Linked DNA regions of Homo sapiens: region 1 is linked to region 2. A link is a contact called in ENCODE POLR2A ChIA-PET data. All regions are on one chromosome and are shown on one strand. The core of a region is the stretch at or near the end of the contact, and the rest is flanking DNA. Distances in the headings are between cores, read along the strand shown. Region 1 overlaps IL1RAP (interleukin 1 receptor accessory protein). Region 2 has its middle 23 kb from the start of MAGEF1.

The links. ChIA-PET counts read pairs that join two places held with the same protein, here RNA polymerase II (POLR2A).
Region 1: POLR2A ChIA-PET joins it to region 2 with 13 read pairs in activated T-cell. The contact joins two enhancer-like sites. POLR2A ChIA-PET finds 5 or more read pairs at or near these places in 2 of 52 experiments (BJ and activated T-cell).

What each region holds. Positions count from the first base shown.
Region 1 is chr3:190,526,114-190,529,440 of GRCh38, forward strand. All of the region lies in intron 1 of IL1RAP (interleukin 1 receptor accessory protein), which reads left to right. Among named protein-coding and RNA genes, the nearest start is that of IL1RAP, 14 kb to the left of the region's middle. Within about 2 kb of position 1,403, at least 2 of the 41 ENCODE cell types and tissues checked have a DNase peak (open chromatin) inside an H3K27ac peak, as active enhancers do.
Region 2 is chr3:184,687,409-184,691,174 of GRCh38, forward strand. No RefSeq gene overlaps it. Among named protein-coding and RNA genes, the nearest start is that of MAGEF1, 23 kb to the right of the region's middle. RefSeq lists enhancers at 2,548-3,048, 3,049-3,549. Within about 2 kb of position 1,268, at least 17 of the 41 ENCODE cell types and tissues checked have a DNase peak (open chromatin) inside an H3K27ac peak, as active enhancers do.

The DNA of each region.
Region 1 (3,327 bases), core at 153-2,652, 5.8 Mb after region 2:
TAATCTCATACATGCCTCTTCATAATATGAGTTTAAAATAGCTTGATAACATATGCCAGACTCCATTTCAAATTTTCTATAAATAATTTCTTTTTGAAGTCTCGGAATAACCGTATGTGGCAGGTGAAGTTATAATCACCATTTTACACAAGACAAAACTGAGACCCGGAATCACAGAGTTGATCAGTGGTAGTGTCAATATTGGAAATTGAGCAAGCTTAATCATTATACTATTCTGCTCTTTGATTGTAAAAAGTAAACCTGCACATTTATTCACCTCTATTTGTCCCACTTACTTTGTGGTGCCTTATATGAAGGAATAGTTCAATAAGCGTATTGAATCAGTGAATTAATCTGTGACCTATTCTTTCAAGTTGTATCATTTCATTAGCAAATAGTGATAAAAACGTGGGTTTTAGACTGAGGCAACCTAGGTAGCAGAAGGTACTCACTACCTCTGTGATATGGTAAAATTACTAACATCTCTAAACCTCTTTCTTCATCTATGTTGTTGGCACAAATGTAGGGCCATTGTGAGGATTACATGAAGTGTGCATGTAAAGCACTTAGCACAGTTCCTGGAACATAATTAGAGCTGAGTCTATCTGAACTGTTTTTATTATTTTTTGAACTAAAATAACCTCCTCAAACATGATTACAATTATGTACCAGGCAGTTTTTTAGTTGTGCTTGTTTTATTAACTTTCTTTTAAAAATCAAAGCCAAAGATTCAATCATATAATCAGTGATGTTAATTTTGTTCCAGGGCTCATCCTGGCATCCTGCCCTCAGCAGGGCATGCAGTGTGGATTCTGAAAGGCCCTCTTATAGGAAGGAAGGCCAGTTCTGGAGAACAGCATGAGAGCAAAAGGTGCTGTGTGACCACGCTTTTTTCCTCCATACATCTGACATAGCTAAAGGCAGCACTTCCAACCTTGCCTGTCTATCTCCCTAGCCTGGATCTACCTTGCTGGAAAGTTACTTTGTATTCCAGCGATGATCCCAGAGCATTTTGGGTGACAAGGAAAAAACAGCAGAAGACTAAAGTTTTGCCCCAGATAACACTTAATGAGGTTAATTTACAGAACTTGCTGGAGGTTTAGGACCTAATATTGATCCTGTGCCTCTTGTGTACCAGGAGCTGTGCTGAATGTCTTAGTTTCATTATCTCATTCAATCCTTACTGCAGCCATGTACAAATTTTAGTCGTAAACCAAATTTACAACTAAAAAATAAAAATAAAAAGTGACATGCTTGACATGCTTGCCTCTACGTGTGTTTTGCAGGGCTGTGGTGATAAAATCAAATATTTCTTGTGTTTTGCCACATTTTTCTTTGAAAGCAAATTTTGCAGCGTTGCAACACCTCTGGAGTCTCCAGGGACCTCCCCTGCAGTGAAGACACATTTGGCAGAGAAATGAGGCAAAGGTTGCATGTGGAAGGCAGGAAGTTTCATTCCAGTTGACAGTTTACTTTGACCTGGAAGAAGCTGGTACCAATGAGCTGAGTTCTATTTTGTGGATTACATTTGTTTGCTTCTTTGTAGGGAACCAATATGGTGCTTGTTTACATTTTTTTTTTTTTTTTTTTGCTTTTGGTCTTGTTATGGGATGTTTAAAAGGTGTAACTTTTATCCTTCTACATTTTCCAAGTAAAGTTCAGATGTTTCGATATTCCTGACACTATTTGATAAATTATTTTAAGGAAAGGTCTACACACACACACACACACACACACACACACACACACACACACACGAGAATGGTGCCTGATTCATAATTGGCACTCACTATATATTTGCTGAATGAATACATAAGAAAATAAATGCATTTCCTTTTTCATCTTTCTCTCTCTGAGAATGGGAACTGCTGCAGGATTTTTTTAAATGGCAAGTTTCAATATATACCTTTCTTCTTAAATGTTTGCTTTAAGAATAATTTCAGAAGGAGATTATTCTAAAATATGGAGCATTACTTAATCTTAGTTATGCAGCACAGCTAATTGGAGTGGACTGTAATTCCTTTGGAATTTATTGAGGTGAGATCATTTACTTGTATACTAAATGGTCCCAGACTGATATACTGTTAAATTTGTGTAGTCTGATTTTCATAAATTTGCTGGCCTTTCTCTCTCTTATTGTCTGCTAATTCTCATTGCTTTTGGCATGTCTGGCTCTCCATTCCCCATACAATTAACAGTTTCTACTTTACTGCAGACTAGGAAGCTGGGTAATGAATTTGTTGGACCGGGCATATAATAAGAATACATAGCTTTGAATGTGGACTAGAGAGACTCTTTTCCAAGGTAAGGAAGTTAAAAGTTATGGCTGCTATAGAAACAGTCTTCATATAAGGTGATACCACACATAGTAACACTGGGTTTCAGTTGCCTGCGTTAATAAAAAGGGAGGCTTGGTAGGGATAATTCATTTACTCTTTTGGACAATAAGCATTTTCTGAGAAACTTCTGTAGGCAAGACACTGGTGAGATATAGAGAATTAAAAAAGCAAATACACAAACACAACTGAAAGATAAAACATACACAGGGGTTTATAATACAATTTATACAGTATTTCAAATAGCATGAGAATACATAATGTACTTTGAAAAGATATATAAGGTAATAAAACATTTTTGTATTTCAGAGGAAAGACAATTGTGTAACTCAGGAAGGGCTTTATAAGGAAGTTGTATTTAAAGTGAGTCTTGAAGTGATGGACAGGTTGGACAGAGAGAGATTGGTAAGGAGAAGTGGTAAATGAATTATGGTCTGACCGGGGTGAGTGAATGATATGGATTGTGCGATTTATCAGAGAGAGCTACAATTGTGGGAGAGACTGGGCAACTGAAGGCCTAGGGCAGGATATTTGGGAGATGAGAGAACAGTTAAGAAATCCTGAGAAGGCACTGGTTAGGAAGTCTGTTGAGGGCTGTTGCCTCTGCCTGTGGCAGGCAGACAGTCAGAAATGAAATCTGGATGTGACGTGGAAAAGGACAGATTGGAGCCCCTGAGTCTCTAGTTTGATGATATAGGTGTTCTGCAGAAGAGATTGGTGCTCTTAGCCACGGAATTTCACATCTGCCTGGCTTCAGACGGAGGAGTTTAAAGGGAAGATCTGGCAGGAATTGAAAGAGCAGTGGGCAGCCAGGCGCAGTGGCTCAGCCTGTAATCCCCGCACTTTGGGAGGGCCGAGGCAGGTGGATCATGAAGTCAGGAGTTCGAGACCAGCCTGGTCAAGAGACCAGCCTGGCCAACGTGGTGAAACCCCTTCTCTACTAAAAATACAAAAATGGCCGGGCGTGGTGGCTCATGCCTGTAATCCCAGC
Region 2 (3,766 bases), core at 18-2,517:
GTGTTCAGAGGGGCAGGAAAGGAACTCCCTCTCCTGACTTGAGTCTGGGTCAAATGTCCATGTGGCCTACTTCCTAGAACGGGAGGGATGGATGGGGCGGGTTTGCGGAGACCAGGAGAAGGTTGCTGGCAGCCAGCCCAGGCTCCATTTCCCTGCCCTGGGAGGGTGTGGTGGCCCAGGACCCCACAGCCTGTGGGGCCCAAACCCAGTGACAAAGACATGCTTTGAGTCCCTCTGACTTCCAGATTGCTATGGGGAATGGGGAGGAGGGGAGGGAGGAAGGAAAGGGCATCCATCCCAGACTGAGTATCCTGAAGCCGGCCATGACTTCGGTTTTGCCACTGCCTGTCCCCCTGCCTTTGTGGCCGGTTGTGTGGTGGTGCTATTTTCAGCATGAGCAGTAGTAGCGCGCAAGTGTCGTTCTGCGCAGTCAGCCAACTTCCTGATGTGAAACCCTAGCCGGAGGTCTCCCGGGCCCCTCCCCGGGCGCGCGGGCAGGCAGGCCCTCAGACTAGTTCCTGGAAACTTTATAGCCCCTCTCTCTGCACTACTCAGTTCCTCTCTCAGGGATTGCTCAAATAGTAAAATAAAACATTATAGTAACAGTGAGCATTTATTGATCGCCTACTATAGGCCAGGCACTGGGCGAGGCGTTTCATTGATATTATCTCATTAGTTACCACCTTGCCTTGCTTGTTCTGTATCCTGCTTGAGAAAGAGGTATAGTGTGTGGAGAGCAGGCATGTCATTTCTAGCTCATTAAATTTGTTGCTGATGGATTGGTCTTCAAAAAGCCATCATTTTTATGGAAAAAGTAGATTTCACTTACATCGTTCTGCTTTGCAGGAAAACCTCCAGAAAGTTCAGTTTGAGCCAGGCCCATAGCCGCCTGTGTCCACATCAGGCATGACCTCAACAGTCATGTCACCCATAATTCACAAGCATCTTTCTGGTCCCAGCTGTTCTTCTCATCAAGGAGGCTGTATTTTAGATGTCTGTTTCTCCAGTCTTTCTCTCTCTTGCTCAACAACTGAGGCCTTTCTTGCCAGAATTGGAGGAGCTGAGGTTCTGGGTCCAGCTATGGACTGGTGGGACATGGGGTCGGGGGAGGGCTTAGCAAACCTTCTCTCCCAGCCACTGGGGCCCTGGGCCACTGCCCCTGCAGGAGCTGCCAGGAGAGTGGAAGGATCTTGGAGGAGGGCTGTTGGTGTAGGTGGGAATGGAGAACATTCCTCCAGCTGGTGGCAGGAGCTGGCTAGCCAGAGGCCTTTTTCACGGCCCAATGCAGTGCAGCTCTTGTGTGTATGAGCTTTGTGAGATTTAGATCACTCTGTATTAGCCACAGGGTATTGGAGGTCACATCAAAGGTTAGAAAGCTGTGGAAAGAGTTCTTTCCCCGTGACTCACACTCCCCAAAAACGTAAATCTCTGAGAGGAGCCAGCTTGCTTTATAGAGCTGGCAGGAGAAAGGGGACAGCAAGAACTACTGGAGAGTTTTTCTAAAGAAACCTCTGGAAGGTCGGACAAAGGAATTTTTATTGAGGAGAGGAGCCAGAGGGGAAAGATGCTCTGGGACCAGATAGATGGATGGGGTTGGGCATTGGGGTGGGGGCAGCAACAGCGCTTCAGTTGCTCCTGGCCTGGAAGGACTAGACCGCCGCATCACACAACTCCAAGAGGTATCCTGGCTTGTGCAGTGCACGACCTGTGCAGCCACACGTGGCAGCCTTGTCTTTCCTTGGTCCCTCCTGGATGGATTTGGTGGAGCCTCCTTCATGGGTTCCTATAGAATCCTCCAGAGGGTCATAGCTTAAAATTATCCACGTGCTTGTCTGCACCCATTTCTGGCCACTTCATAGTTACATCTTTGAGGACAGAGGCCATGTCTTCTAAGATTTTGCTTTCTAGCCTGGCGCATAGTATATGCTTAAGAAACATTTGTGGAATGAATAAATAAACATTGTTAAGAGAATTCTAACATTTAGAAACGGGTACGGCTAAGACCAAGCATTGGGAACGAGAAAGAGCTTTGATTTCTTTAAAGAAAAAGTATGATCCAAAAACATCAACTCCTTAAAGATCCAACCACTACCTTTAGGAAGCTCCCCAATAAAATTCTGTTCATTTAGTCCCTCCATTTCTCAAGCATTTACCAGCCCCTCTGTCAGGCACCAGCTGGGGTTCCTTTAAGATGCCCACAGCCCTGATGGGGCAACAGACATGCGCTTCTGCTACCTGCTGCCAGAATGAAGCGGTCACAACTGCCTGGAAGGCCTGTGGGAGACATGCGGGGCACTACAGGGCGCTGGAAAGGGAGCCGCTCACTCACTTTGCCAGAGAAACAGGCTTCGTGGAGGAGGTAACAGGCAGGGGCTTGGAGGGAAAGCACCTTCGGCTTTGCTCCTGTCTAGGTTTTGGCTTTTTAAAAAAATTTATCTTTGTTTATTTATTTTGAGACGGAGTCTCACTCTGTCACCCAGGCTGAAGTGCGATGGCGCAATCTCGGCTCACTGCAACCTCTGCCTCCCAAGTTCAAGCGATTCTCCCGCCTCAGCCTCCCGAGTAGCTGGGATCAGAGGTGCACGCCACAATGCCTGGCTAATTTTTTGTATTTTTAGTAGAGACGGGGTTTCACCATGTTGGCCAGGCTGGTCTCAAACTACTGACCTCAGGTGATCCACCTGCCTTGGCCTCCCAAAGTGCTGGGATTACAGGTGTGAGCCACTGCACCTGGCCCAGGTTTTGGCTCTCTTGAGCACAGAGAGGGTAAGTGTGTACTCTAAGGTCACAGAGCTCATAAGTACATCTTAAAACCCCGTTCCTCAGCTCCACATCCTGTGACATACCACTGACTTGCTTTCTGTGCTCGAGCCCAGGCCTGGAGAAGCCCCCTCCTCCTCCCGGAGCAGTGAAGGAAGGTGATGTGAGAGGAGGGCCCCGCAGCAGCTGTGGATTTTATTCCTGGGCCAACCCGGGGACTTGCCTAGGCCTCTCTTCATGTTGGCCCCATCGACGGTGCAGCTCCTCCCGCCTCTCTTAACACTCTGGTGCTGCGCTGCCTCGCTTCGCAGATCATGTGCTCCCTGCTTGGTTCCTCAGCCCTGACCTGTATCACAATTCCTCACAGCGCCTTGACACCCTCTGTCACCTGGGTGCTGCCCTTTTCCTGGCTACCCCGGCTGGTGTGCCAGCCTCCAGGCCTTCATAGGGGACTGGGGACTTCGGCTCCTCCAGGTCTGGGCACAGCTCACTCCACTGAGCCTCTCACCCAGGCCCGAGCCCAAACAGGGCTCCTGCCACCAGCTGCCAGCCTTCCCAGCCAGTCTCCTCTGCCCGGGCTCTAGGCATTGCCTCTTCCCTGGGCTCACCAGTGGTGACACTGCCCATTCCTGCCCACTGGACTGCAATATCAGAATACTTTCCCCTCCAGCAATGTGGCTCAGGAGAGAGGACATGGGCTCCAGAGTCAACTCTGTCATCTGCCAGCTCTCAGAGTTCCTTAACGTCCCTGAGCCTTACGGTTCTCATCTGTGAAATGGGAGTGACACCTCTTTCAGAGAAACACAGGCATCGCGGTGCGATACACGCCCGGCTCTGCACCTCATACCCAGCTTCTAAGGACAGCGGGAGCTGACAGCAGCTCCTGCTTCCAAATGCTTCTCACGATCATTATCAGTCTTGTTCTACCCTGAGGTGAGCAGAGAAAACTTCATTGTACCCATTTGACATCGAGGAGATTTGGGCTCAGAAAGAGTAAGTGACTTGC